Linked DNA regions of Homo sapiens: all the other regions are linked to region 1. A link is a loop called in an ENCODE intact Hi-C map of the cell type or tissue named here. Cell type or tissue: MCF 10A. All regions are shown on one strand.

Region 1 (5,000 bases):
AAAATGAATGAATCAATCAACATATGAGTATTTAATGTGCATTAAGGAAACTTCAAAAATGTTTTCAGCCATAAAATGGAATAAAATACTGATACATGCTATAACCATGGATGAGCCTTGAGAACTTTAAACTAGGTGAGAGAAGCCACTTATAAAAGACCACATATTCTATAATTCCATTTAGATGAAACGTCCAGAACAGGCAACTCTATAGAGACGGGAAGTAGATTAGCTGTTACCTTGAACTGGGGGTGGGGGTAGGAGTAAGGGGACTGGGGGAGCGACTGCTAGAATTAATTGTGATGGTGATTGTACAACTCTGAATATGCTAATAACCACAGACTTACATGCTTTAAATGGGTGAATTGTATAGTATGTGAATTATATCTCAATAAATCTGTTACTGAAAACAGTTTCCGTTAAGTTAAATAGAAGCAGGTCCCAAAACAGCACCACTAAAAAATTCTCTTGCTAAGTGCACTGCTCCTTCCTATATGACAATGTAAACAGCAAATACTGTTCCTAGGACGGGGTCTGGTTTTTCACTTGGTCCCCAGTGCCTAGAACAATGCTGCTTATGGAAGGTACACAACAAATATTTGCTGGAAGAGAACTTGCAAATAACCAGATGGCCAAATTCAGACTTATACCACGCTCACCCTGCCATCTCTTCGCTGCACCCTCTAGCTTTCCAATATTATCATTTTATATATATAAAATATACAAATATATATTATTATATATACAAATGTATATTATTATATATAGTATCATTATTATTATTAATACAGCTAGTACTAATAACTAACAAACAACATTTTGTTTATATATTTTGTGCCAGGCACTGTACATATATTTGCTTCTAATCCTTATAAAACCCAGCAATGTAAACCCACTGAACCCAGGTCTGTCTGGCTCCCAAAGTTTTAGTCTATTATAAACACCGCCTGCTAAAAACACTAAACACAAAGGCAAGGAGAAACATCAACGAACATGCAAAAGAGAACCAGCCAAAGTCACCGACAGAGGAAACCAAAGAAAATCTGGTTTCTATGTTTATTTTAGTTTTAATTTTTATTTTTTTGAGACAGAGTCTCGCTGTTACCCAGGCTGGAGTGCAGTGGTGTGATCATGATTTCTATGTTTAAGCTGAAAGAAGTATCAAGAAGCATCACTCAAACACATCACTCAAAGAACGATGGCTTGTCTTATTTAAAATTATATCACTCATAGAACTATGGCTTGTCTTATTTAAAATTACGATAATTTTATACTAACCATGGATTATATATGCAACAGCTACGGAGGACTTACTATGTACATAGTTCACAGGAGCTTATGTTCGAGCCTGTTATAAAAGCTACTGTCTCTTAAAAAAAAAACAAAAATGAGTGCTCAGTATATTTGTCTAAGTAGTGAACAAAAGGTTTAACCGTACAGTAATGGAAACATTCTGGTTTCCCAAAACCTCTTCCTAAAGCTGAAACATTTTTGTGGAAAGTTAAGGAAAAGACCCAGAACTCTATGAAGGGCTGCCTAAATGACTACCCACAAAAGTAGCTGGGGAGAAATACAAATTAGAATACATCCAAACTATTCGAAAGCTACTGTGGTGTGTGCTTGGGCTTGAGCCTGCTGCCTAGGTGTTCATTAAGTGTTCATAATATTTCTTATGTCCATAATCCAAGATTCCAGACCCACATCCCAACCAAGACTCAGACCCGCCATCTTATCTCATGCATATTAGTTGGTATATATTGATACTACTTGTAATAATTATCCTAGAAAGACACAAAAACCTTCTAATAAAAGGTTCTATATTCCTCTATCTACTTTGCTATCAGAATTTTGCTCTAAGATTTATAATGAATAGCCCCCATTTTCAAGTTGGAAAAACCAAGTACCCCCTGAAAGTACTTACTGAAACTGTCCCAAAGATCCATAATAGTAATAGGAAAAAATCTCAGCATGTCCTTCTCCCAACTGTTAGAGATACTCACCTCCTATTTAATGTGATAGGAGGTGTTCCTTCTACTTACAAAAAATTCGTATATATATTTAATTTTTTCTTAACTAAGTCTGAAAAGGAGAGACAACCTAGGCCATAAGTATGGAAAAGATGTATAGTTTCCCTCTCTCCTTTTTATGGGCGACTCCAAAGTGAAAGTCCAACCACTTAGGCGGATGAGCTTCAAGAAACTCTTCTCAGGACTGTGGAATGTGCACTGTGTCTACAGTCATCCATCCCTAAGCATATGTGGTTGTCACCCTCTAGTGGATGATCTATGATAATAGTTGGCAGCCTCCTGTGGGGCACAAGCACGATATTATCCAAGACTCACCTATCTTTAAGACGTAAATGACAGATAAGACTGCACCACAACTCTTCAGTCTTGGACACATATTTCCTAGGAAAATGGGTGCGCACGTGCTGTTTATTCAGTCTGCCATTCCCTGCTTCTTTTGAGTCTGTGTTTGTGTTTCCTACTGGTGTCTGGCATTTTCAAGAACAATACACATTTCCTTGAGGCAGACTTCTCCTACCATTGAGATAGTCCTAGGCAATTGATTCCCAGATATTGTTTGTATCCAGACTGGTCTTGAAAGCTTTCTCTATCTGCAGGTCTACTGGGTGTACCCAACTATTTAGCTGGTAACCAGGCACTTGCCAGTAGAATGCCAGTTCTGTGTTGAACAATTTGATCTACCTAGGAAAGTTGTGGACGATAAATATTGTTTCCATGTTTGCCGCTGTGTAAGGAGCCTAAACATAGATTCTTAGAGACTCTGATAGAATTTTTAGAGGTGGAAATGATAGGGTTTGCATTACCTTAAATTTTCAAGACTCAACACCAAGCATTAGATTGGAAAATAGAACTTTTTACAAAAGCCCTCTAAAATGAAGTCTGGCTTTGAATTCATTAGTATTACTAGATTCAAAATATAATCACATGATTTTCTTCTCTCCATTTTATTAGGTAACTGAAGATTTACATCTGTAAATCTGGATGGGAACTGAATTCCTACATCATAGACAGTTTCAAGGAGGGAAGGATTATGTGTTCAGGAAATACTCTGCATTCTCAAAACTCTACATTGTTGGTGCTTAGATTTGCTCTGTGAGAACCTACTGAAATAAACCTTTTCTCTGGAAGACAAGTACAGTTTCCCGAAGATCTGTTTATTTGCCAGCAGAGGAGTTGAATATTTGAAGCCAAGCCACCTTGGTTCTAAATCTGTGGTTAAATGGAAATCAGAGCACTGAGATATGCGGTGCCCCTCCCCACTCTTACTCATTTGAAAGATGAAGAAACTGAGGCTTGGCAAGGTTGAGTGGAGTTCACATAGCTAGCTAACCACAGAGCTGGCACCAAACAGGAGCCCAGCTCTCCAACTCCTAGGCCCTTGCCTCTCAGGTGGAATTTTCTTAGTGATTAGGAGAAAATCAGTTCCCTAGCCCTGTTCACAAGAGTTTATATTCTGTTTGGTTAAAAAGCATTTTTCTTGTTGTAAGAAATAAGTAACATAAAATTTACCATTTTAACTTTTTTTTTTTTCCCCATAGAGTCTCGCTCTGTCACCCAGGCTGGAATGATGCAGTGGCGAGCTCTCAACTCACTGCAACTTCCACCTCCTGGGTTCCAGCAATTCTCCTGCCTCAGCCTCCCAAGTAGCTGGGACTACAGGTACGCGCCACAGCGCCCAACTAATTTTTGCATTTTGTAGTAGAGACGGGGTTTCACCATATTGGCCAGGCTGGTCTCAAACTCCTGACCTCATGATCCGCCCACTTTTGCCTCCCAAAGTACTGGGATTACAGGCGTGAGCCACTGTGCCTGGCCCATTTTAAGTGTTTTAAGTGTACAATTTTGTGGCATTAAGTACATTCACATAATTGAGCAACTATCCCCAGCATCTATTTCCAGAACTTTAAAAAATCTTCCCAAACAAACTCTGTCTCCACTATCTAATAATTTCTCATTCTCCCCTACCCTCAGCCCCTGGCAACTACTATTCTACTTTTTGCCTTTACGAATTTGACCACTGTAGGTGCCTCATATAAGTGGAATCAAACACTATTTGCCCCTTTGTTACTGGCATGTTTCACTTAGCATATTTTCAAGGTTAATCCATGTTGCAGCATGTCAGAATTTCCTTCATTTTAAACGCTAAATAATATTCCTGTGTTTGTCTGTGTGTGTGTGTGTGTGTGTGTGTGTGTGTGTGTATTACACTTTGTTTTGTTTGTCCATTCATCCGTCAATAGATACTTGGGAAAAATATTTTTTAAATGCACAATAAAAATAAATATAAATATGTAAGAAGTAAAAGCATCTCTGCAAGAGGCTTGAGGCTATATTTGTTTAAAAAAGACTGCTGGGAATTGCTGGAGTAATTAAAGAGTAATTTAATAATTTTACACAGAACTATTTTAAATTGAAACTGTGAGCTTTGGTTTACTTACCTTTATATTCTCTACCACCTCCCATGGCATCCTAGCATCAGCACAGGGTCACATGTGGTAGGTACTCAATAAATATATGCTAAATTTCCAAGTCATGCATAGGAAAAATCAAAGGCAATCTATATTATCATTGTTTTTCCTTTTTTGTTAATTTTATTTACTACACAGTGAACTGATTACTACAGTCAAGCTAATTAACATATCCATCTCTTCACTTAGTTACTGCGTATATACGTGTGGTCCGGGGGAGGGAGGGAGAGAACATTTGAAGATCTACTCCCTTTGCCAATTGCAAGTATGCAATACAGTATTATCAACCACAGTCACCAGGCTGTACATTAAATCTCTGGCAGTATTCATCCTGCATAACTGAAACTTTGTGTCCTTTGGGCAACGTTTCTTCAGTTCCCCTCCACTTCTGCTCCCAGTAACTACCTTTCTGCTCTGCTTCCATGAATTCGACTTTTCTAGATTCCACATAGCAAGTTCATGTCATGATTTTTCTTAATCATTCCAGAGGAAGATGATCTGCTTC
Region 2 (5,000 bases), 670 kb before region 1:
TGTATTGGTATCTCCTTTCTTTTTAAAAACATACATATAGCATACATGATGACCTCATCTAACTTTTCACATTTTAACAACGATGACTTTTTTTTTTTTGAGACAGGTTCTCACTCTGATGCCCAGGTTTTGCTCTGTCGCATTCTCTGGAGTCCAGTGGCGGGATCTCAGCTTACAGCAGCCTCAACCTCCCTGGCTCAAGAAATCCTCCTACCTCAGCCTCCCAAGTAGCTTGGGACCACAGGCGTGTGCCACCAAGCCCGGCTAATTTTTGTATACATACATACATATATATAATACATACATATGTTGTATATATTTAAAATATATATATATATTTAAAATATATATATACATATATATATATTTAAAATATATATATACATATATATATATTTGGTAGAAATGGGGTTTTGCCATGTTGGCCAGGCTGGTCTCAAACTCTTGGACTCAAGCCATCTCCTGCTTCGGCCTCCTAAAGTTTTGGGATTACAGGCGTGAGCCACTGCGCATGGTCAATAATGACTTTTAATATCTTACTATACATAGAAGAACTTATTTTTTCGATTGCTCTGTAGCGGGAGACAGAAAAAGGAAAAGTCGGAGATGCTGCCATTCCAGAGCGGGGGGACCTTGGGAAGGAGGCCTGGGAGGTCAGGATTCTGGGCTGCACTGGCTTAATGAGTAGGGAGGTCAAGCAGCCTGGAAAGGTGTGGGATTCACTCCAGGGGTCTGGCCAAGTGGTTCCAAGCCAGGCAGTTCGTTTTCCTCTAACCCAGTCTCTCCAGTTTAGTTGTGTCTGTTATCCTTCAGCCCCATCTCCCCTCCCCTGGGGACGAAGGCGAAAAGAGTGAGGAGGCATTGCCCAGGCCCCTGGTACCTGCCGCGGAGGGAGCGAAGCCGGCCTTGTGCGGTCTTCCCGCGCCCCTCCTCTCCATCTAACCGTGGAACCGCCCTGCTCGGGAGCCCACTCCCCTGGAGGGCCGAGGGCGTCTTAGGCCAGAACATGAGGAGGCTGGATAAATGGGAATCGTCTCTCTCCAGTCGCAGCAAAGAGAATTTACTTGCGTAGGACCCTAGGCATTTCCTACGGGAAAAGAAGTGAAGACACGCCCGAGCTAGGCTGCCCCGCCCGCTCTACAGAAGGGGTGGTGCTGTCCGTGACCCCTCCCAACCCTCTCCACCCCGGAATGGCCTGGCCTGCACGAGGTAAGCCGGGCTGTCTGGACAAGAAGTGGTTTCCATCTGTGTATACTGTCAGAGACTATGTCAAGCCTGGTCTCTGCTGAGGAAATTGTTCTTTTAAAAGAAACTTCTGTTTTTTTTTTCTTTCAAAAGATGTGCTTTATAGTAGTGTGAAGTAACTGTCGAATGAGTATCATGATACTGAGTAAATATGGCAGCATCATGTTTAACGATAACAACAGACACTTATTTAGCATCCACTGTGGGCTGCGCACGGGCACTTTATATACACCATCTGATTCAATCATTAGCATTATGAGTTTCATTTCACCTGTGAGGATAGGGAGGCCCAGGGAGTTAAACAGATTGCTTACAGTCTTTCATTTGCCAGTAGCTGTGCTAAGATCCAAAAAATTTTTTTCTTATCTTTCCTCCCTCCCTGCCTGCTTCCCTCCTCCCTGCTTTCCTTCCTTCATTTTGTTTTTGAACACCCAAAGCCCATATTCCTGACATCAAACTCCTCCTGCCTTTGATGAGAACTCTGAAGAGTGTCAGGAAAGAAGTTGATCTGAGAAGTAACTGTAAAGAGTTTCGAGTTGAATGGGAAGAACTCGGGCAGTTAGTAACCTACCTCACCTTTCTGTTCCTTGAATTTTTCGGGTGAAGGACTGCAGGAGAACATGTTCCCCAAACTGGGATGTTTATTGGATGCACCAACCTCTTCTCCCACAAGGGGTCAGTAAAATCCCCTTAGTGAATAGAATGAAGCCCTGCTCCTCCCTGGCTTAGCGTTGGGGCAGTGAGGATCATTGCATTGGTGAATGGACCTCTGACCTTTACACGTTCTCCTCTCCATCACCTGGCTTTACTCAAGCTGAATTCATCCAGCGCTTGCACTCCATCCTCATGCTACCATGTGGTGGGAAACAAAGGGACAGAGAGCTCCAATTCATTCTTTTTTTTTTTCCCTTAGGGTTGGGGTCTTGCTTTTTTGCCCAGGAGGGCATGCAGTGGCATGATTATGGCTCACTGCAGCCTCAAACTCCTGGGCTCAAGCGATTCTCCTGCCACCACCTCCTTTCAAAGTGCTGGGATTACAGGTGTGAACCACCGTGCCCAGCCCTAATTCATTCTTTACTTTTAGTTTAGAGTAGTGTTTCATTTAAAAATTGCTGTACATAAAATATAATCACAAATGATTTCTCAAAATTCTGTATCTTGCAATTATTGTAACTGGATAAGGGTTTAGAACAAGAGAAGACATGTCTAAGTCTAATAATAATATAGTGAATATTTACGAAGTGTTATGAAGCGGCACTTTCTAAGTGTCTTATAAATGATAGAAACTGTGGGTCATGCTTTACGTGGCATTTGAACTCTGGCATTCTGGTCCCAGAGTTCCTGGCCCCTAAGCATCATAACATACTGCCTGTCTACCAGAGAAACAAAAATCAGTGTTTTCCATGGTCCTGGCAAGGATGATTATCAGTTCTATAAGCTAATATGGACATTCAGGAGGTGGATCAAGGTTTTGTGAGGCCCAGAGCGTATATAATTTGGGTGTCATCTTTAGGAAGATAACAGAAAATGACAAATACAAATGTATATGTGAAAATAAATTTTTATTTAGAATGAGAAAATAAATCACAACTGATCACAATTAGAAAAAAGACTACAAATGTCTCCAAATCCAGAAAAAATGCACATTTTTATTACTGAGCCCCCTAACGTATCTAATGCTTCTTTCCCCCATATCTTTAGCTTTATACTCTTTGATTGTCTTTCAATGTGTCTGCAATTTTCTACAATCATTTTTAGTAGAGAAAATAGAAATGTAATTCAGCTGTTCCTATTAGCGTGGTTGCTTGGTAATTATTATTGATGGTTGGGATGCATAACACATAGGATTTCACACATGACTATAACTTGCTGTTTGTAGTGCTTCTGCAGTTTTATCCCATACCTATAGAGAAATTCTGAAAATTGTATTTTGTGTGATCCCCTCCAAAAAGAAAAAAAGCAAAGTTTGTTCATAATTGTATGTGCTGTATTATCAGGTATATTCGTTTTTTTTTTTTTTTTTTTTTTTTTTTTTGAGATGGAGTCTTGCTCTGTCACCCAGGCCGGAGTGCAGTGGCACGATCTCAGCTCACTGCAAGCTCCGCTTCCTGGGTTCACGCCATTCTCCTGCCTCAGCCTCCAGAATAGCTGGGACTACAGGCACCTGCCACCACGCCCGGCTAATTTTTTGTATTTTTAGTAGAGATGGGGTTTCACCATGTTAGCCAGGATGGTCTTGATCTCCTGACCTCATGATCTGCCCGCCTTGTCCTCCCAAAGTGCTGGGATTACAGGCGTGAGCCACCGCACCCGGCTAACATATTCTTCACAGGAGACAAATTCCATTTTGATTAGTTTTTTTCTTTTAATTTATTTTTTAAATAGAGATGAGGTCTCACTAAACTGCCCAGTGTGGTCTTAAACTCCTGGGCTCAAGCCATCCACCTGCCTCGGCCTCCCAAAGTGCTGGGATTACAGGTATGAGTCACCATACTCCGCCATTGACTAGTAGTTGTTAATGGAACCTTTGGCTTACCATTTTCCATGTCTGACAGTTGGAAGAATTTTTCACAGACCACCTTCTGGCTTGATTCATTTCAAACCTTTTTCCTCCACAATCTATGTACTTCTCATGCCAGATGCCATAGGACACAGTGTATAGGGATAGCCCTGGTTCTTCCCGTCATAACACTAGGCAGGGAGTGAGATGAGGGTGCTCCTAAGATAGCTTAGTAATAAGTAATAAGTGAAGAATTCACAGAAGTAATTGTAAGCCACATAAATGTATCCAACAAAACCCCAAATAAATGTACCCTCAATGCATTCTCATCTGCCTCAATGTACCTTCAGATATGCCCATGGCTGGTCCATCCCACCTGGCACAGGGAAAGAGTGGAGAAAGGAAAGTGAGAGTAGAAACAGAAAATAGTCATAACTGATAGCAGTTAAATATATTATTTTTGGCTGGGTGTGGTGGCTCACACCTGTATTCCCAGCACTTTGGGAATACAGCCGAGTCAGGAGGATCCCTTGAGCCCAGGAGTTTGAGACCAGCCTGGGCAATACAGTGAGACCCCATCTCTCTCTCTATATATAAAATAATTAGCCAGGCATTGTGGTGTGTGCCTATAGTTCCAGCTACTTGGGAGGATGAGGCAGGAGGACTGCTCAAGCCCAGGAGGTTGAGGCTGCAGTGAGCTGAGATTGTGCCACTGCACTCCAGTGTGGTTGACAGAGTAAGACCCTGTCTCAAAAAAGAAAAGAAAAAGAAAAAACAATGTAATCATGCAAATGTGAAAACACTGCTGGACCCTTCCCAAGCCTTGGAGGGCCTGTGCAAATGAGGGTCCTGCAGCCTAAGCTGCATTAACTTTAGGGCCAGTCCCTGTATGGAACATCCTTAGAGACCTAACTCACCCACCAGCCTGAGGCAGCTCCAGGGGAGTGCCAGCAGACAGCAGAGCAATGATCTCACACCCATGGCAAACAAGGACGCGTTGTCCACCCACTAATAGGACCTCACCACCTGCAGGCGGGCAGATCCCAAGGTTTCCTGATATTCCCTACTGCTGCAGTCTCTGCTTGGGACAAAGTGCATTGCTTTTGCCATGAGTCACTGTGCCAGTAAAAAAGGTTAGGGGACATTCATGTCACAAAAGCAAGCGCTCAACTGGGACCTGAGAAGAGACAGCCTTCTTGGGTCACAACTGTCCACTTTCTCCAGGTGATATGGTTTGGCTCTGTCCCCACCCAAA
Region 3 (5,000 bases), 340 kb before region 1:
GCAGAGTAAAAGAAAAGATTTTGGATGTATTTAAAATTTTGGTCTACATGATTCAGTGAACTCATATGCTAATTTATTTATTTATTTTTAATTTCACAGCCTAGACCTTACAAGCTAATCTGGTTTTATGAGGTGTTCTTTGTAAGATTATGTAAAATTAATGTAAAATTTAATGTAAAATTATCCAAAAGTGGATAATATGCTTTTTGAGACAAAGATGGGTAAAGGAAAACTGATCAAAATCAGCCAAAAGAATAATGAAGCTGGGCATGGTGGTCACACCTGTAATCCCAGGACTTTGGGAGGCTGAGGTGGGAGGATCACTTAAGGTCAGGAGTTTGAGACTAGAGTGGGCAATATAGGGAGATCCTGTCTCCACAAAAAATTTAAAAAAACTAGCCAGGCATGGTGGCACACACCTGTAGTCCCAGCTCCTCAGGAGGTTGAAGTGGGAGGATCACTTGAGCCTGGGAGGTTGAGGCTTCAGTGAGCCTTGATTGTGCCACTGTACTCTCACCTGGGCAAGTACAAAAACAAGAAGAAGAAGAGTGAAGAAGAGTGATAATAATAATAGTAACAGGCCAGGTGTGGTGGCTCATGCCTGTAATCCCAGCACTTTGGGAGGCCAAGGTGGGTGGATCACTTGAGGTCAGGAGTTCAAGACCAGCCTGGCCAACATGGCAAAACCCCATCTCTACTAAAAATACAAAAATTAGCTGGGCGTGGTGGCACATGCCTGTAATCCCAGCCACTGGGGAGGCTGAGGCCGGAGAATTGCTGGAACCTGGGAGGTGGAGGCTGCAGTGAGCCAAGATCATACCACTGCACTCCAGCCTGGGCAACAGAGTGAGACTCTGCCTTAATAATAATAATACTAATAGTAACAAAAAGGAGAGTAACAGTAGTTACGCTCAGGTCATTGAGTGCCAGCTCGGAACTGAACTTTGCATTCATTGTCCTCTTGAGTCCTGCAACGTAGGTTTGATCATCACATTGTTTTAGATCCAGCCATTGGCAGAGGTATGATTTGGCCCAATCCACTCACTTGAAAGCTCCCACTCCCTGTGGCCACTCCTTTAAAACAGAGCCTTGCTCCTCAAAATATGGTCTGATCACCTGCAGCGTGGGCATCCCCTGGGAGCTTGTTGGAGCAGCTCAGGCTCTGTCCCAGACCTATTCAAGCCAAATCTGGATTTAGCAAGACTCTCGAGGGATTTGTATTCAAGTAAAAGTTTGAGGAGCACTAGTTTAGATGATTCTGCTTTAGAAAAAACTTTCCCTACGCGTTAATACTTATCAAGTGTTCCCTTGCTTTATGGCTGAAGAAGGAAAGCATCACACTAAGGATGGAGAGAAGGCTGTCCTGGTTGGGGAGGGTGGAGTCCTTGCTCTACTGAGAGGGTGTGCATTTCTGAACCCTTGTTGCCTGTTTCTCTCCTTGAAAACTGAATATGTCATAGGATGTACAACACCAAGGGTGAGCCCTAACACGGACTATGGACTTTGGATTGTAACCAACGTAGCACTCTGGTGCAGGATGTGGGGATGCGGATAGTGGGTGGGGCTGTGCGTGCTGGGGGAACAAGGGGTCTGTGAGAGCTCCGTACTTTCTGCCCAATTTTGCTATGAACCTAAGACTGCCCTAAAAAATAAGGTGTATTCAAACCTGAACACACCTTAATGTATTCAGGCTGTGGGCCTTGCCGAAGATGGGACAGCTAGTAAGATAATGCCTGTTAAATTCTTTTTTAAAAAAATCATTTGGATAAAAGTGCTTTTGAAAGACAGGGTTTTGTCAAGTGCTATGATCTCATCATCTGGCAGCCCCGGCGGGCAAGGAGTCCAAGGGAAACCCAGGGCGTTGACAAGTGGGTGACTCAGGTGCCGGCCCTGCTGGCGGTGAGCAACTGCGGGGTTGGAACCCGTGGGAGGGGCAGGGAGATGTGCTGAGCTCCTTTCTGGCCAGTGCTGATGTCATCAAAGCCCCAGGGCTAAGGCTGTGCTTTCCACCTGCCCTCAGAAGCACCAGTACTCCTGGTTTCTTATTTATTTATTTTTTCTCTTCTCTCTGGTTTTCTGGGTTGTGTTTTCCCCTTTGTTCTTAAATAGTTAGTTGGGACCTGTGGTAGCTCTTTCAAGGGCTCTGCTAACACAGGACAGCCCTGGACCTTGGCTTATAGGGACTTTATATCCTCATTGTCAGTCCCTGGGGCAGTTAATATGCCTGAAACGCCCTCCACTCCCTCTTAAATGTGTGTGTGTGTGTGTGTGTGTGTGTGTTTGGTTTATTTAATACTATTCTGTAGCATAGGTAAAAGGCTTTAAAAAAACCTTTTCTGCTATCTCATTTGATTCTAAAGACAGTGTCTGGTCAATGGATGGGTGATGGTATTAGGAACACAGGCTGGGTGTCAATCATCCTCCAGTTAATGCAGAAAGAAGGATTCAGTGAGTGAAGTGACTTGCTTAAGGGCACACAGCTCTGTGCAGGTGGGCAACGTGGGAAGGCTCCCAGGGCTCTCCCTTACAAATCCCCAGGCATCTGGCTTCCTAAGCCTGAGGCCTTACTTGTCCTGCCTAAATACTACTAGGTCAGCAAAACTTGTTAGCCATAAAGAGAGAACACTAACCCTGTGTGTCACAGGGGATTCAGGATCAGGGTGGTAGAAACCAATAGGGCCATTTTTTCCTCTGGGCTGTGCTGTTTCTGCCAAGCACCTTCTTGTTTTTATCCATAATAAAAATAAGTGCTAAGTTTTTCATTTTACTTATTTTTTAGATTTTGGGTGTGTTGCCTAGGCTGGAGTGCAGTGGTGTGATCATTACTCACTGCCGTCTGCAGTCTTGACTTTCCAGGCTCGCTACAGCCTCCAGAGCAGCTGGGATTACAGGTGCACACCACCACAGCCGGCTAATTGTTTTTTTTTTTTTTTAGAGATGAGGTCTTGCTGTGTCACCCAGGCTGATCTTGAACTCCTGGCCTCAAGTTATCCGCCAGCCTTAGTCTCTCAAGTTGCTAGGATTATAGGCGTGAGCAACCAAGCTCAGCTGGTGCTAAGTTTTAAGAAATAAAATAACCAGAAAAATTAGGCCAAGTGAAATAGTTCAACTTAGCTTAGCAATGGCAAGCTCAGGTCTTTTCCAAATAATGAGGAAACCTGGTGAAACCACAGTAACCTCAGTGAGCTGTGGCCTTTGCTGACGAGATGGGTGATCAGAATTTGAGGCAAATGGTCCAAGTAGCTGTTTATCGTCTTCAACTTTCACAGCTTCCATTCCAAGCCAATAACTCACTTCTGGGCCCCACAAGTGACCTGTGTTCTACACCTCTATCAATTTTCCCCGAGGTGACTTATTCATTAGCAAATGTGAAAAATTACTAATTAGCACCCCTTCCATGTGAAAGCAGTCTAGACTATTGGTGGGTGTTCAAAAAGGAAGACAACTTCTCCCATCCTCTTGCCTTCTGAGATACTTGGATTTACACAGGAAGGATGTCTCCACTAATGAAACTACCACAGCCTTAGAGACATTTTAAATGGAAAAAGTGGATATAAAAATAATGCTAAAAAAGTTTGAAAAGGCACACTGGCAGCAATGAGGTGAAAAAAAAGGTCTGAAGAAAATGTAAAAAACCCATAAAACCCATAATACTACCATCTTCATATGATAGAAGCATTTATATATTTTCATATTTTCTAGTTTTGGTCCACAAATAAAGACACATTTATTTGGCATTGTGGCAAGCTCATTGTAACATACTCACTGAATATTATCCATTCCTCCCACCTATATCCTATGTTTATACATTGCCTTCATAATGATCATTTTTGATGTCTGCATAATATTGATCATGTGGACACCCTGAATGTACTAAGCAAACTCTTGATTTAATTTTTTTTTTTTTTTGAGATAGGGTCTCCCTCTGTCACCCAGGCTGGAGTGCAGTGGCACAATCATAGCTCACTGTAACCTTGAACTCCTGGGCTCGAGGATCCCTCTTCAGCCTCCTGAGTAGCCATCACTACAAGCATGTGCCCTCATGCCCAGCTAAAATCTGCTCTCTTGGCAAATTACCAGTATATAATACAATATTATTAATTATAATCCTCATGTTGTACATCAGATCTCTTTAACTTATTTATCCTACATAATTGCAACTTTGTACCTTTTGACCAAAGGAAATGAAATCACCACCTTATAAAGGTATCTGCATTCCCTCATTCATTGCAGCATTATTCACAATAGCCAAGATCGGGAACCAACCAAAGTGTACATAGACAGATGAGTGGATAAAGAAATTGCAGTATAGCTATCTGTCTCTATACACATATAATGGAATATTATTCAGCCTTTACAAAGAAGATGGAAATTCTGTCATTTGAGACGAAATGGATGAACTTACAGGACAATATGTTAAGTAACATAAGGCAGGCACAGAAGGAAGAATACTGCATGCTGCCACTTATGTGTGGAGTCTGAAAAGAAATTAAATATGGGAAGGAGGAGGCAGGAAATGGGAATACTTAAGTCTAACCAATCCCTTTGGTGGACATTTTGATTGTTTCTGGATTTTCTGTTATTGATGGGACCAGGAACATTTTTGCATGTAGATACTTTGAAATTGTTTTCTTAGGAAAATCTCAGCAGTAGCAAATGAAGACAGGACTTCAGGAAGAGGGGCCACTCTTCTACCTCTGTCCTCTCTGGAGGGAGACACACAGCACTTTCAAGCCATCTCACAGAGGGCGACTGGTTGTGATTTCTCAGGCCCTTTAAATACCTCTCCTCTGCTCCTTCTGCTTCTGCCTTCATTTCCTCCCACTCTCCTTCTCAGTGCCTTTCCTCAGCCCAAAGCTGTCCCTTGGACTCCTCCTGAACATCTGTCTCCCCCAAAGGCTCTCGTCTGAATGATCCAGCTTTTCACTCCTGGCTCCTTTCTGAAGATCTGTCCTGAAATGCAGGAAGCGGGGAGGGGAACAACACATATTTGAATCCTA
Region 4 (5,000 bases), 180 kb before region 1:
TGTTGGATGTGGTGCCTGGAGCTTTGTAGCCATCCTGAAACTGAGAAAAAGATACACATGAGGACAAATATGACCCATGAGGGTGGCGGAGCAAGGGTGATGGAAAGAACCTGGCCCTTGATGACATTATTGAGACTTGGAATCAAGCAACCCTGAATCTTCTATCTCTGGACTTCCTGATATGTGCAATAATAAAAGTCCTTATTTTAAAATCAATTTCAGTGAGGGTTTTATGTTACTTGAAACTGAAAACATTCTAAGTGATACATCAACTTGACTTCTGTAATGTTATTTTAATTGTAGAACATGTCTAGACTGTAATATATTTAATGAATCTCCTGTGACTTAACATTTAGGTAGTTTTCTATTTTTAGCCACTGTAATATGAAGAGGGTCCCTTTCTGAAAATAATGCCAAATAAAAGTTGTAAGCACATTTTGGCTTCCTAAGGACAGGAGGCCTGTCTCCCTCTGAACCAGATCTTCATTCATATTTGTTGAGTCCCTTCCATGCTAAAGGCTCAGGATAGAACGGTAACTTAAAACTAACAAGGGACCAGGTGCAGTGGCTCACGCCTATAATCTCAGCACTTTGGGAGGCTGAGATGGGCAGATAGAGAGTCCTGGCACTTGAGGCCAGGAGTTTGAGATCAGCCTGGCCAACATGGTGAAACCCCATCTCTACTAAAAATACAAAAAATTAGCTGGGCATGGTGGCTTACGCCTATAATCCCAGCTTTTAGGGAGGCTGAGGCAGAAGAATCACTTGAACCTGGGAGGTAGAGGTTGCAGTGAGCCGAGATTGTGCCATTGCACTCCAGCTTGGGCAATAGAGCAAGCTCCGTCCAAAAAAAAAAAAGAAAAGAAAAACTGACATTTTCCTGGTTCTCATGTAGCTCCTAAGAGCTTGTGTTCTTTAGATTTGGCAAAGCCAACACATGGTCCTTTAGTTATATAAATGTGAAGCTAATTTCCACCCACAGGTTCTTGGAAAAATAAATGGAACAGCAGATATATTGAATTGAGAGATTAAGTGCTTTGATTAATATATATTTATATATATATGTATTTTAGCATACAGAGTTATGGCTCTAGACTTTGTAACTTCTTACAGAAATGCACAATTTTCCATGTATGAATTTGAATGACCTATCCCTTTAAATTATTATTTATTCAAGGGTATGTGTTTTTTTTGCATATCATTTAGGAAAAGTTGGGGATAAGACTGATAGAAGTAGTACATTTTGCCTGAGCATATGGATATATAGAAAGAATACTATTAAAATAGCATTTTTGAAAATATGATTTTTGAAAGGACTGGTTTTTGTTTGTTTGTTTTTTGTTTTTTTTTAAAGGTAGCTCTGCAAGAAGAAATTGTTTGTGCAGTAGTAGCAGCGGTGGCGGTAGGGGCATAGCATAGCTCATGAAGCAGGAAGCCTGGGGATGCTGTACAGTACTGCTTCTTGTTAGCTGTGTGATGTTGGACAACTCTCTACACTACTGAGTCCTAATATCTTCATTAACCAAAGGTAGAGATAAAATGAAATCATTTACCTCATTGGGTTACTTTGAAAAATTGCACCCTAATGTATGCAAAAGAGTATAATTGGCTGGGTGCAGTGGCTCACGCCTGTAATCCCAGCACTTTGGGAGGCCAAGGCGGGTGGATCGCCTGAGATCAGGAGTTCGAGACCAGCCTGGCCAATATGGTGAAATCCCGTCTCTACTAAAAAAACAAAAAAATTAGCTGGGCATGGTGGCAGGCAACTGTAATCCCAGCACTTGGGAAGCTGAGGGAGGAGCATCGCTTGAACTTGGGAGGTAGAGGTTGCAGTGAGCCAAGATTGCGCCACTGCACTCCAGCCTGGGCAACAAGAGCAAAACTCCATCTCTAAATAAATAAACAAATGAATTTTTTAAAAAGAGTATAATTAACTGGGAACATATCAACTTTAGTTTTTGTTTGTTTTTTAGATGAGTCAAGGGAAAAATACTTCGAAAATTGAGTTCTCAGGCCAGGCTTGGTGGCTCACGCCTGTAATCCTAGCACTTTGAGAGGCCAAGGCGGGTGGATCACCTGAGGTCAGGAGTTTGAGACCAGCCTGGCCAACAAGGAAAAACCCCATCTCCACTAAAATACAAAAAAAAAAAAAAAAAATTAGCTGGGCATGGTGGTGGGTGCCTGTAATCCCAGCTACTCAGGAGGCTGAGGCAGGAGAATCGCTTGAACCTGGGAGCCAGAGGTTGCAGTGAGCAGAGATCACATCACTGCACTTCAGCCTGGGCAACAGAGCAAGACTCCATCTCAAAAAAAAAAAAAGAAAAAGAAAAAAAGAAAAAGAAAATTGAGTTCTCAGATATTTACTGTAAAAAATAACATGCTTTTATGTATTACACAATAATACATGATTATTGTTGGAAAATGAAGACAGCAAACCCACCCTCCCCCAGTGTCAACGTGTCTGCTCAGAGTGTCTCCCTGACATTTTCTCACCCTTTGCCTCAAGTCAATGGGAGGAAGTGACACCATACATTCTTTCTTTACACGGAGTAAAATCTATCAGCATTATCCTCTAATGCTGATTAATTCTTAGTCATTCTTAGGAAATCCTTCTGTGCTCGGGTTTCATAAATCATCACCCGTATTTTACTTTAGCAACTTGAAGATTTATTTTACAAACATTTAAATTATTGGTCCATCTGGAATTAATTTTGATATAGATGGGAAAGATGTGTCATTATATTATAAAATGGATATCTTTGCAAATGGTACTTACCGCTATTTATTGAATAACCCAGACTTTCATTACTAATTTGAGTTGGAAACTTTTCCATATACTAAACTACTGCATGTATTTGTGAATGTTTTTGGGCATGCTATATATTGTGCACTGAATTTTCTATCCATTGCTCAATTGATACCACGTTTTAATTAACATTGTAGGAGGTTTTAATGTCTAATAAGGGACTCTCAACTTTTCTTTCCAAAGATCATTTGGCTTTCTAGCTTGTTTATTGTTTCTGAAGATATTTTTAATCCTTTTATTTTCATGTTGCAGATACCCATGAAGATGCAGAAAAATCTTCACACTCTCAGCAATTTAACAATCTAAGGTAACAGGCACTATAATTCCAGAAGCAGGAAGTAAGATGTCTAAATTCTAAGAAAATCAGAGCTGCGTTTAGAAAAACTCCTAAGGATTCTACTTGAAGAGTTTCCTGGCTTTGCTGCCTCTGATTATACCCTCAATACACATTGCAATACTCTATTTTTGCAATTAGTTTTTATTTTGTTTTGTTTTGTTTTTAGAGACAGGATCTTACTCTGACTTCCAGGCTAGAGTGTAGTGGCATGATCATAGTTGACTGCAGCCTCAAACTCCCAGGCTCAAACAATCCTCCCACCTCAGCCTCCCGAGCAGCTGGGACTACAGATGCACACCACAACACTCGGCTAATGTTTTTTTCTTTTTGGTAGAGACAGGATCTCACTATGTTGTCCAAGTCACTCTCAGACTTCTGGCTTCGAGTGATACTCCCTCCTTAGCCTCCCAAAGTGCTAAGATTACAGACATGAGCACCTGGCACTGCGTTTTGTTGTTGTTGTTGTTTTGTTTTGTTTTGTTTTTCTGAGATGGAGTCTCGCCCTGTCGCCCAGGCTGGAGTGCAGTGGCGCAAACTCGGCTCACTGCAAGCTCTGCCTCCCGGGTTTACGCCATTCTCCTGTCTCAGCCTCCCGAGTAGCTGGGACTACAGGCGCCCGCCACCATGCCCGGATAATTTTTTGTATTTTTTAGTAGAGACGAAGTTTCACCGTGTTAGTCAGGATGGTCTCGATCTCCTGACCTCGTGATCCACCCATCTCGGCCTCCCAAAGTGCTGGGATTACAGGCGTGAGCCACCGCGCCTGGCTGGCACTGCATTTTATCTTTTAAAATAGGCGGTTCCCCATCAGAATATGAACTCATTTAAGGGCAAGGACTATATCTTAAATATCTTTTGTACCTTTGCACGGTGACCAAGACATAGTAAATGCTCAAAAAACATTTAATGAATGAATGAATTAATTAATAAACTCTTGTGTGATGGAATTCTCTGGCTGTGTCTTTCCTGTGTCTCTGCTGGAGTAACAGGTGCTGGGATATGGCAGCTTGCCCAGCCACCTCGTTGCTCCTCCGTGTTGCCTCGTGAGTTTCATATTTATACAACCTTGTGCTTTCCAGGCTCTACAGACCCTTGCTAATGGATTCTTCAATGGCTTCATCCTTCCAATTTCTTCCTCTTGACATTTTTGCATGTTGGGATTATGTATATCCCTGAAATAGTGTGTCTCTTGGCCAACGGTGAGCACTCCATGATCTCTATCCTTCCCCTGATTCTAAATTCCCCCAAGGGCCTGGTAGGTAGGGAGGTGATGAGCAGATGAAGCTGAGCCCAGTTGGTTCTATCCTGGGCCTCCTAAGATCCAGTTTCTTTTCTTCTAGTTCAAGAAAAGCCTCCCTTCCCCCTTCCTTGGCACATAATGGGCACTTGGCAAATGTTGGTTTCTTTCAACTTGACACCTTCTATTCTGCTTCCCTCTCTGGATGGCAGGGTATAAATAGCAAGGCCTCACATCATCTGTTAACCATTTTCAAAAAAAAGCTCGGGGCTACCATGAGGACATGATGAATTAAAAGAAAAAAAAATGGTTCCAAACTACATTGGTGCCCAGGCCAGGTGGGTATTGACCAACTAAAATGACTTCATCTAGGCCAGTGCACTTGACTTTATTTTTCTTAAAGAGTAGAGAAGTGAGACCTTTATTATGACTTTGAAATCTGCATACTTGGGTGCAAATCAGGAAGTATGTGCAAAATGCCCATGGGGAAGGAGCCCAGGAATAATACATTATTCTTTTGAAGTTGTTCACCCTGGGTTTACTTTAAATGCCATTGGCAGCTTTCCTCTTAATGCTTTCTGGGTCCACTACATATGAAAAATGGAAAACCAAAGGTTTTC
Region 5 (5,000 bases), 97 kb before region 1:
GAACAGTATGGGGGGAACTGCCCCCATGATTCCATTGTCTCCCACTGGGTTCCTCCCACAACACATGGGAATTACGGGAGCTACAATTCAAGATGAGATTTGGGTGGGGACACAGCCAAACCATAACACATACCAAGCCCTCCAGGTTGTACTGCCACTTTCTCTCTTGCACCTGTCCCTCATGCCATGCCAGCCACCTGCCTGAGTTTAGGGCCAGGTCACCTCTTGCCTGGATCACTGCAATGACCTTCCAAATCGTTTTCACCCCCTCCCCACTCTAATCTATCTGTCATTCTGCCACTAGAGAGAACTTTCTAGAGCACAAACTCATGATTTAATGTTCATGTATTTGAAGTTTGATTTCAGTTTGCTTCAAATAGAAAGTCTCTAGAATAAAAGACAAGTCCACCAGCATTTTTCCAGATCCCTTTCCTGTATTCCTCTACAGTCATGCTGTATTCTACCACAGTTGACTGCTGTGCCTTCCCTGGAATTCATTCTATATGTTCATATCTTTCTGCCTTTTTTTGTATCAAATCTCCTCAGAATTCCTTTTTCCACTCTTTTCACCTGAACTATTCTTACCTCAAGGCCTGCTTAAATGTTCCATCTTCTGTTGAGTCTTGCCTCATGTGATTCCGGGCAGAAACACTTGCTGCTTTCTTTCTGCTTCTGCAGTGCAACACACGTGTTTATATAACAGGGAATGGACCACATTGCTTTTCAGTTGTCCTCCTTCTATGTAAATTTGAAGAAGGATACTTATCAAATTGACACAGGTTTTGAGAAAAATACTCTTACGTGCAAAGTGTTGTGCTGGACATTGGAACAGTAGAAGTGAATAAAGAAGGCTTGCCTTCATGAAGTTTAAAATCTGGTGGGAAAGACATGTATTCAGCAAGTCATTTTAACAAATAATCATTTAAATACTGCTGTGAGAACTGCCACAGTGGAAAGATATAGGATGCTATGAAAGAAAAAACAGAGAAATCCACCTTCCCCCAAAGGGGTCGACACAGCTTTTCTGGAGAAAAGGTCTTTAAACTAAGACCAGAATGAGTTAGCTGGGTGAAGAATATATTCCAGGGTGAATATATTTTGGGCAGAGGTAATAGCCCTTGAGGATACCTTGTGATAAGAAAGAGCCTGAGATCATTGAAGACCAGAAATAACAAAACAAACAAACCAATATACAAACAAAAAGTGGGTGTACAGGTAATAAGAGAGAGGTGTGGCATGACACCACCGAATGGATTTATGACGAAAGGAGTCACTTGCTGAATCTGAAAGGGAAACTTCATCTTCTCTGCCTCCTGGCACCACACAGATAGGCCACTGACCTGGGTCCACATGGCAATGTTTTTGTCCTTTTTGTCATATTGCCTGAAATATAGACTCAGAAATATTTTTTTCTATGACCAAAAAATTGCTAAAAATTCTGATAGAAATGGATGATTCAGGCCCAACACCTTCTAGAAGTACTCCAATTTCGGTATGTGCTGTTTTGAGAGCCCACGTCTTACACAAGTGTCTAACAGCCATGTGAGGTGTGATTTTTCAGGATATCACCTTGATGCATGGTAACATGGCCCCATAATGAATAAGAGCATTTTACTGTACCTGAAACTCTGGGGTCAAGTCATATGGCTACGAATGTGGAGCAAAGCAATATGGAAACAATATGTTCAACTTTATGACTAGTAACTCATTGGCTCATGGACAGCTTTGTCCCAGCTTCTCTGGGGGTAGTTTTCCTGCTGCATGGCACACATTTGAGGAGCACTGGAAGTCCCACAGTTTTTCCCACACTACAGTATTCTGAGTATTGCAAGTAGAGATGGAACGGAGAGTGGGTTTGTCAAAATAAGCCAGCCCCACATTGAAAAAGTCACGTGTGCTTGGTGCTATCCACAAACATGAGTCACCCAGGGAGGTATGTAGATGCTTGTGACAAGAGAGGAGAGGCCTAAAAATAACAGTTCCACTGAAGGGTGGAGCTACAGGCTGCTGGTGTGTCATGTTTGGCTGCTGCTTCTGAAAATTCCTTCAGTTAAAGTAGCAAGTGGGATGACAGCTGCAGATACCTGGCTTTCAGGAGAGAAGTGTAGCAGGTATCCATTGAGGGGGGATTTCAGGGTCATGAACTCCTCCTTATTACTTATTTCCTGAAGCTGATGTGTGAAAATCCATACAAGAATCCCACATCTTTAGTTAAAGACTTTGATCCCCAATAAATCAGAACGACAGCACATTCGGCTGTTCTCAGTGACACATTTGAAGGTTGCTGGAGATACAAGGATGCTCAGAGTGTCTTCTTTTACTTTCTTTTAACTTTCTCCTGCTGTTCCATATACTACATGAGGGCAAGGACCTTGTTTGTCCTGTTTTCAGTTCCATCCTCGGTGTCTTGCACAGAGCAGGAGCTAAATAAATATTTGCTTAAGGAAAAATGGAAGGAATGTGTCTAGCCCAGCCCTCTTAGTTTGCAGGCAAGAATACTGAGCAGGGAGAAGAAACTTGCTCAGGATCATGCAACCTATCAGCAGGGGTAGGAGGGAAGCCAGCCTCTGACTCTCCACCCAGTGCTCTCACCTTTCCAACAAGCTAGCAATGACTCAGTGTGGCTAGAAGTGTCTTGTTGAGGGCAAAGACCAAACACGAGGTCTCTGGCTACTAGGCTGAGGTGGACAGTATGGGGCAGCAGTTCTGAGGGGGGCCAAAAGATAGTGAACTTCACTGGGAGGAGGTGACAAAGACAAGGCTTGCCACTGGAGGCTGCCCAGCAAAGTTTCAAGGGCACAGTGGTGCTCCTTTCTGAGCCTGTTGTGTTTGCCTAAATTTGTTTTTAATAAAACCTAGGAGAAAAGCACAAGTTCCTGGAGCAGCAGGGGCTGATGGCTTGTGGTCTGCTCAGGACCACAGACTTCACCTTATGCAGACAGCTCTATGGTCATTAATACTGAAGGCATGTGTGCTTTTTTTGTGTTTTGTGTTTTTCTTTTAATAATCAGACAATAGTTTACATCTGTGCATTGGCGAGGAGTCATGAAGAAGAGCATCCAAACAAAGATGAGAGAAGCCAGACTGGCAAGTGGGCTGGCTGGAAAAGAGAAGAGAAGCCAGACACAGTACTTTGTCTTTAGTCTCCATGGATAAAAATGCTTAAAGTTCACCGTGGGGAGAAGGGAGGGGAGGGAAAGGTCTTGAAGGATTCCCAGTGGATACAAACAATGGTCATTTTTGAAGCCAGTTTGCATTTAGTCTCACACTCTCTTGTCTTAAAACACTTCTGAAGCACAAGGCTTCTGAGAGAGTAGGGCAGTTGCAGGAGCAGCAGGAGGGGGCTGGGGTGGGACTGGGGTGTAGGGAGAGGCCTGAAGGACCCTCCTGGCCCCACATTCCTCAAGGCACCTAACAAGGAAGCAGAACCCTACCTGGTTAGAGGTCCATGTTCCAGAATCGATGGGTTCTACTGCTGTGCCCAGTCAACAGGATACCTAAGCTTTGACTTTGGGTCACTAAAGATTGTTTCTAGACAAAAGCCCTAGCTCACAAGTCTGGGGGCAGCTTGGGACTTTGTTTAGGCCAGGTTTACCAGCTTGGTGTGAGAATAGCATCAGATATTGGTTACAGTGGTGGGATACATTCCAAGACTCCCAGTGGATGCCTGAAACCTCGAGTAGTACTGACCCTACATATACATGCTTTTTCCATGTGAGAACTGAGATGACTACTACGTGACTAAGGGTGGGGAGTTTCTACAGTGTGGATATGCTAGACAAAGGCATGATTCACGACCTGGGCAGGATGACGAGAGATTTCATCATGCTGCTCAGAATGGCACGCAATTTAAAATTTATGGATTGTTTATTTCTGGAATTTTTCATTTAATATTTTTGGACCATGGATGACTGAAGATAACTGAAACCTTGGAAAGTGAAATTGCAGATAAGGGAGATTACTGTACAGGTTTACGTTGACTCAGTCTTCCTACTATGGCTTGAATGTTCGTGTCCCTTCCAAAATTCACAAAATAACATTGAAACGTTATCCCCAAGGCAACAGCATTAAGAGGTGGGGCTTTTAGGAGGTGATTAGGCCATGAGGGCTCTGCCCTTATACATGGGATTAGTGCCTTATAAAAGGGCTGGGGAAAACCAGCTAGGTCCCTTTTGCCCTTCCATCTCTTTCACAAGTTGAACCAACAAGGTGCCATCTTGGAAGCAGAAAGCAGCCCTCACTAGACACAGAATCTGCCAGCACCTCAATCTTGGACTTCCCAGCCTCCAGAACTGTGAAAAACAAATTTCTGTTGTTTATAAATTAGTCTGTGGTATTTTGTTATAGCAGCATGAACAGACTAAGACACTACCCCGGTCTGTGTATTTGGGCATAGAATTAACAATTATTTGATTCTCTCTCCTTGCCACACAGCTGCTGCCAGGGGATGGGGGCAGGGTGGTGTCGGCGATTCAACACTGTCTTTCCTTCTCTCTTCGGTGCCTCTTTCCTTGCTATGGTGTTAAACACAGGTACTGTGATCACTCACCTGACTTTCGGTTCTTATGGCGGTGCTTTCTTGGTGGATGGTGGTTCAATTTGGTGTTCCTTTGGCAAGGTTTGGGTGGGAACCAGTAGCTTTGATCAAGCTACTGCATGGAAAATCCCACAGGGATCAACTTACTTCATGTTATAGCCAGAGCAGGTTCTAGAATCTAGTGCTCAAGCAGCTTGTAGGATTTCAATTTAGAGATTAGGGAAGCTCCATCAGCTGAAGTAGGGTGAGGCTGGTTAAGGAATAGAAATAAAATGGAAGTAGTTCAGATCATTTCTCATTTAAAAAATTTTTTTATTAAAACAAATAACAATCTTCTGATTGATTGTCAAGGACGTGACGGAGTCTGAGAGGCTATATATTTTGAATTCGGGTTGTAAAGCACAGACATCCAAACCAACAGAACTCCCACACACACTTCAGGAATGCAGAGGGTTTTTGTTTG
Region 6 (5,000 bases), 130 kb before region 1:
TTAGCAACTCAGGAGAAGAAGCTGTGGAGGCTTTGGCAGCAGCCTTCTGCACTTTGTGTCCTGTCATCTTGCAGAACATCAAAGGCCAATGTACACATGGGTCCAACACTCCAGACAATATTTTCCTGACCCCCTTGACTCCAGTGACCTTTACTTGGATTCCATTTCAACCAGCCACCCTCTTGGCTATGCTTGTTCCATGCATTCCCCAAAACTCCCCCATATGAGAATTCCCATGTTCAAATGACCACTTTCTGTCTGCACTGGGTCTGTTGGACTCTTGCTCCAGTTATTTGCACCACGTGTTTTCCTGCCTCCGTAAGACTCCCAAGCCTTCAGCCTGTCTTCCCAGCTACCAACGTATAAACTCTATCCTGTCCTTGCTCTTTTCCAAGCCTGGCTGCCCCCATGAATTATGTCCCATGCTTACCTCTGCAGCCCCCTCTCCTGCCACAGCCTGGTCTCTCTTTGCTCCTTGTTCCAGGCAAAACCATGACCAGATATTTCCCTGATTCTAAGATCCCATTTGTTGAAGAGACAATAATGTTTAATAACAGATTTCTAGAAGAAAGACAACACTACCACATGAAATGTATGCAGTCATTGGGAGAAATCTTTGTATTTAAGAAATGATCAAAGTGCAAACAGATCTGTTTTAGGATGGTGAGATTTCAGTTCTTCAGTCTCTCTCATCCCCAGGTCATGGGCACACAGTTTCTGGCTGGAATGGAAATACTATCTCATTTAACTTTTAAACAATGCTGCAAACTAGGTATTCGCATCACCATTTTATAAAATGGAAACAGTTTTAGAAACATAAAGTTATTTTCTCTAAGAAGGTTACACAGGTAATAAGGGAGAAAAATTATATTAGTCTGTTTAGGCAACCATAACAAAATACCATGGCCTGGGTGGCTTATGCAACACACATTTGTTTTCTCATGGTTCTGGGGGCTGGAAGTTTGAGATCTGGATGTCGGCAGGGTTGGGTGCTGGGGAGGGCTCTCTCCCAGGCTTGCAGAGGGCCACCTTCTTGCTGCGTCCTCACATGACCCTTCCTCAGTGGGTGCTTCCTCTCCTTATAAAGTCACAAATCCCATCATGCAGGACCCAACCTCAAGACCTAATGTAACTCTCATTACCTCCCAAAGGTCCATCTCCAAGGTCTCATTACCTCCCAAGGTCTCATCCCATTGGGGGTTAGAGCTTCAACATATGAGTGATGAGGGAGGGACACAAACGTTCAGTACATAACAATAATCATGTCTTAAACATAGGCCTTCTCATTTCAATTTCTAATTTCCTTTTATCCTGCTACACTGTAGCTGGATTCATTAATTCCTACTTGCCTTCTAAAACCCAGTCAGGGTGCCCACCGTGAAAAGCCCTTCCAGACCCTGTTTTCCAAGGCGGGGCTGGGCTCAGGGCTCTCCTCTGGGCTTCCCTCGGATCCTGTGCATTCTTTTAGTCCTTCCCACTGTGTTTGAGAATCACAGATAGGTCAAGGCCTTAGTAACTTTGTGTCTGTAGAACCAACAAGACTTGTTCCATCGTGGCCCTTCCAACAATATTTGTTCCGTTTCCCTGGAGCAATTTGACAGCCCATCGGGCATTGGGAACGGTTTTATCTGTTTTAGGACCATTAGAACTTCAAGAATCGCACAAATGCTACTGGTTTTTTTTCAGACCTTCAGAAACTCCCAAGCCAATGCTTTCAGGAAGTCTTAAATATTCATCTTAGAAAACTCTAATTAGTATTGCAAATTAAATGTATCCTTTTCTGGTCTGGCTATTATACAAATGGAGGTGTTTTTTCAGTTGTTGTTTTAAGACAAGGTCTCACTTTGTCATCCAGGCTGGATTACAGTGGCGTGATCATGCCTCATTGCAGCCTCGACTGCCTGGGCTCAAGTGATCCTCCCACCTCAGCCTCTGGAGTAGCTGGGACCACAGGCATGCACCACCACACCCCAAATGGAGGACTTTTTTTTTTTTTTTTTTGATGGAGCCTTGCTCTGTCTCCCAGGCTGGAGTGCAGTGGTACGATCTCAGGTCACTGCAACCTCTGCTTCCTGGGTTCAAACAATTCTGCTTCCTCAACCCCCTGAGTAGCTGGGATTACAGTCATGCACCACCACACCCAGCTAATTTTTGCATTTTTAGTAGAGACGGGGGTTTTGCCATGTTGGGCAGGCTGGTCTCAAACTCCTGAACTCAGGTGTTCTGCTTGCCACAGCCTCCCAAAGTGCTAGGATTACAGGCATGGGCCACCATGCCTGGCCCCAAATGGAGGTTTTTCACACCAGACCTGAAAATCCATTCGTTGGGGAGGATAGGAACGTCTAAGTTGTTTGATGTTTGGCCCAGACTTTTAGAAAATCCCACAAGTAAATTTTACTGGTAGGAACAGTGGGAATCAAACTCATCTCTTTGAAAGGCTTGATGATAGCAAAGTCTCCCGAGACACAAGTAGTGATACGGGAGATGGAGCAAAATAACTTGCTCCATATCTTCCTTCCTTAAAAGAATTGGCCAAGGAACGGCTTGGATGACTCATTGATCTCTGCCTGTGACCCGTGCCAGAGCCTTGCCTGCCGGGTTCTCTGAGTTTCTGGTGAAGCATTCAGACTCCATGCAGGAAGTGAGGTCATGATTGTTTTGGCAGTTTGGGTGGCGTTTATCCTTTGGTAGCGGCTGAAGTTTATCAGTAGGTTTAGCCTTTGCACTTTGAGAAACCAACTATTATCTCACTCACAATTTAGAATAATAAAAAGTCCATGGCAGAAAAACGTGCAGTAAGTACAGATAAAGAACAAACGAGGGAGAACCTGGTGTTCCTGTCCACATCAGCCCCCCAGGGCACACAATCTATCCATGCTCTGATAGAGTCCGTGAGAAGGCGCCACCGGCGTTCTCGCTTTTTCTTTCTGGTAGCAGCTGCAAGTCAAGACATTTCTTGGAGAGCGGTTGGGAGTAGAGAAAACACGTTACATCTTTAGTTAATAATTTGGATTCAGTTATATCCTGAAGTGACCTGCAAGGGGGACACTTAGGTTTAGGAAGACCTCTTAAAGGTTTGTCTCCTCCCTGGGAGCTGTAATCAGAGCAGTTAAAAGATGGGCTAAGCCTCCGCAGTTTGTTGTCAGAAGTGGCTAAGAAGAATCTGGTAACTGCTGTCAGGGACCCCTCCTGGAGGCTTCCTGTACCCCGTGGGACGCCGACCAGATTTCCAATGTGGTTCTAAGTCTGAGATGCTACAAGCTTATGCATTTACAATTACATAGAGAAACAGGGTTCTCCTTTAACACTTTGCTCATGAGGGGCATCCCAAAGACTAAAAAGTACGGAACTGCAAAAACAAACGAACAAACAACTTTGCAAATCTTGCTTTAAATATCCAAAGCAAGAGAAAAGTAACACATCACCATTAAAATGATCTTAGATTGGTAAACTATCTGAGCTGCTATACTATTATTAATGGGAAAAAAAAAAACACCTGGATGAAGATGTTAAATAATTCCATAAGTCACTATCATTCATCAAGCAAGTAAGAGACTTTTTATGCAACTACAAACTCTGGCTTGACTTCTTCAAATTTTGTTTTATGTTTTATTTTTTATATCTGGAATATATTGTGAGACTTAGAACAGATGGCTATAATCCCAAAGCATATATATGCATTATAGTTTTTAGGAGCTAAAAACTATAATTAAAAATGATTGTATGCACACACAGTGCTGAAAGATTTTTAAAACAGAAAAGCTTCATATAAAATGTGGACTTTCTCAGCCATCCTGTTACTTGATGCTCTGTAGACATGCTCTGGGTGAGAGGATCATACCTCACAGTGGGATCGGGACACCCCAAAGGGAGATTGTCTTGTAGTTGGATCAGTTCGGCCTAGTCCACACTTGGAACTCTCCCCTGCTGGTTTCAGTTACGGTAGACTGGAATTGGCACATTACCCAGAGGCGGAAGGGAAGTTACAGTGTCTGTGGATATGTATAGTGGTGCCTCACACACTAGATTTCATGTCAGACAAAGCAAGTTGAAATCTGCAATCTGCTTTTTATTAGCTTTGTGACCTTGGGCAAGTTAATCTCTTTAATCCCCGGTAACACTGTGGGGTTATTTTGAGGTTTAAATGAACCCACGACGGCCACTTCACTAACTCCCTAATTTTCTTATTACTCATCAGGTCCCCATGTTCTCTCATCCTTCCTTTCATGGCTTAATTAATTCATGGCTTAATTAATGGTTGGCTCCATCTTCACAAGCACCCTCAAAGCTCTCTTGTTTCTCTCCCTCCATTGTACTTGCCTGGAAACCCCCAGCCTAAGATGGATCCACCAAGCTACTCTTCTGGGAGAGAAATCATTCATACCAACAGGATCACAAAACACACTTTTCCACCTGCATCTGCCTTGTGCTCACAGTGCCGTTTGACCCAGTCGGCCACCATCTTCTTGGCTTCTTAACACCACCACCACTTCTTAACACTTCTTGGCTTCTTAACACCACTCTGAGATATACTTTCAAGTTCTTTGCTTTATTGTTTAAATTAAAAATAGAGGGGTTTTTTTTCTTGTTCAAAGGGTTGCAATAATAATTTTTCTAGAAGCCGGACACGATGATTTTACTGAAGAGACTCCAACCCTGCCTCTAATCAGAGGACCTAAATAATCACTGCAAATCCTGAAGCCCTAGAGCTGTGTTCCCTGAACACCTAAAGACAGAGGAGGTGAGGCCAGCAGTCTCCTTAACTCTCTGGGTCAGCCTCAGAGATGGCCATCAGCTGATTCCTCTTTTTTATTCCTTAAGGGTTGAGAGTTGAAGAGAGAAGTCAATTGATGCCACCACTGAGTTTTAGGACTTCAAAAAGAAATGTATAAATAGCTGTTTGGTTTTCTTGCCATTTCCACCAAGGTCTAAGTGGGTGGGGGTGAGGCGGGGTGTTGATGGACAGGGAGCAGCCATGATTCATTGGCCTCTCCGTTTTG

Evidence for each region. A loop is a pair of places that touch in the nucleus more often than their neighbours do. Peaks named below come from ENCODE experiments on the same cell type or tissue, not always from the same donor. Only the 100,000 strongest peaks of a DNase experiment are listed, where the experiment ranks them.
Region 2: a loop joins it to region 1, with 11 times the contacts of the local background. A loop is called at or near these places in 43 of 110 quality-filtered maps.
Region 3: a loop joins it to region 1, with 4 times the contacts of the local background. A loop is called at or near these places in 7 of 110 quality-filtered maps.
Region 4: a loop joins it to region 1, with 5 times the contacts of the local background. A loop is called at or near these places in 19 of 110 quality-filtered maps.
Region 5: it touches region 1 in a loop (11-fold over the local background); 45 of 110 quality-filtered maps call a loop at or near these places.
Region 6: it touches region 1 in a loop (5-fold over the local background); 7 of 110 quality-filtered maps call a loop at or near these places.

Annotation. Positions count from the first base shown.
Region 1 is chr18:22,561,038-22,566,037 of GRCh38, forward strand. The region is part of intron 2 of LOC124904265 (a long non-coding RNA gene); the gene reads left to right. Among named protein-coding and RNA genes, the nearest start is that of CTAGE1, 150 kb to the left of the region's middle. In MCF 10A, a CTCF peak has its summit at 2,261 (motif pointing left); DNase peaks (open chromatin) are centred at 2,254 and 3,324.
Region 2 is chr18:21,896,008-21,901,007 of GRCh38, forward strand. It overlaps LOC105372016 (a long non-coding RNA gene), which reads left to right and starts at 926. Exons shown (of 4, transcript XR_935276.3): 1 at 926-1,209. In MCF 10A, a CTCF peak has its summit at 1,942 (motif pointing right); a DNase peak (open chromatin) is centred at 1,934.
Region 3 is chr18:22,221,947-22,226,946 of GRCh38, forward strand. All of the region lies in intron 2 of LOC105372017 (a long non-coding RNA gene), which reads left to right. Among named protein-coding and RNA genes, the nearest start is that of GATA6, 55 kb to the left of the region's middle. In MCF 10A, no CTCF peak of the experiment used is centred here; a DNase peak (open chromatin) is centred at 1,895.
Region 4 is chr18:22,383,408-22,388,407 of GRCh38, forward strand. No RefSeq gene overlaps it. Among named protein-coding and RNA genes, the nearest start is that of CTAGE1, 32 kb to the right of the region's middle. In MCF 10A, no CTCF peak of the experiment used is centred here; DNase peaks (open chromatin) are centred at 1,884 and 2,504.
Region 5 is chr18:22,464,278-22,469,277 of GRCh38, forward strand. LOC124904260 (a long non-coding RNA gene) reads right to left here. Exons shown (of 3, transcript XR_007066305.1): 1 at 586-5,000. Among named protein-coding and RNA genes, the nearest start is that of CTAGE1, 49 kb to the left of the region's middle. RefSeq lists enhancers at 3,291-4,490, 3,689-3,983. In MCF 10A, no CTCF peak of the experiment used is centred here; DNase peaks (open chromatin) are centred at 1,944, 2,574 and 3,754.
Region 6 is chr18:22,430,183-22,435,182 of GRCh38, forward strand. No RefSeq gene overlaps it. Among named protein-coding and RNA genes, the nearest start is that of CTAGE1, 15 kb to the left of the region's middle. In MCF 10A, no CTCF peak of the experiment used is centred here; a DNase peak (open chromatin) is centred at 2,599.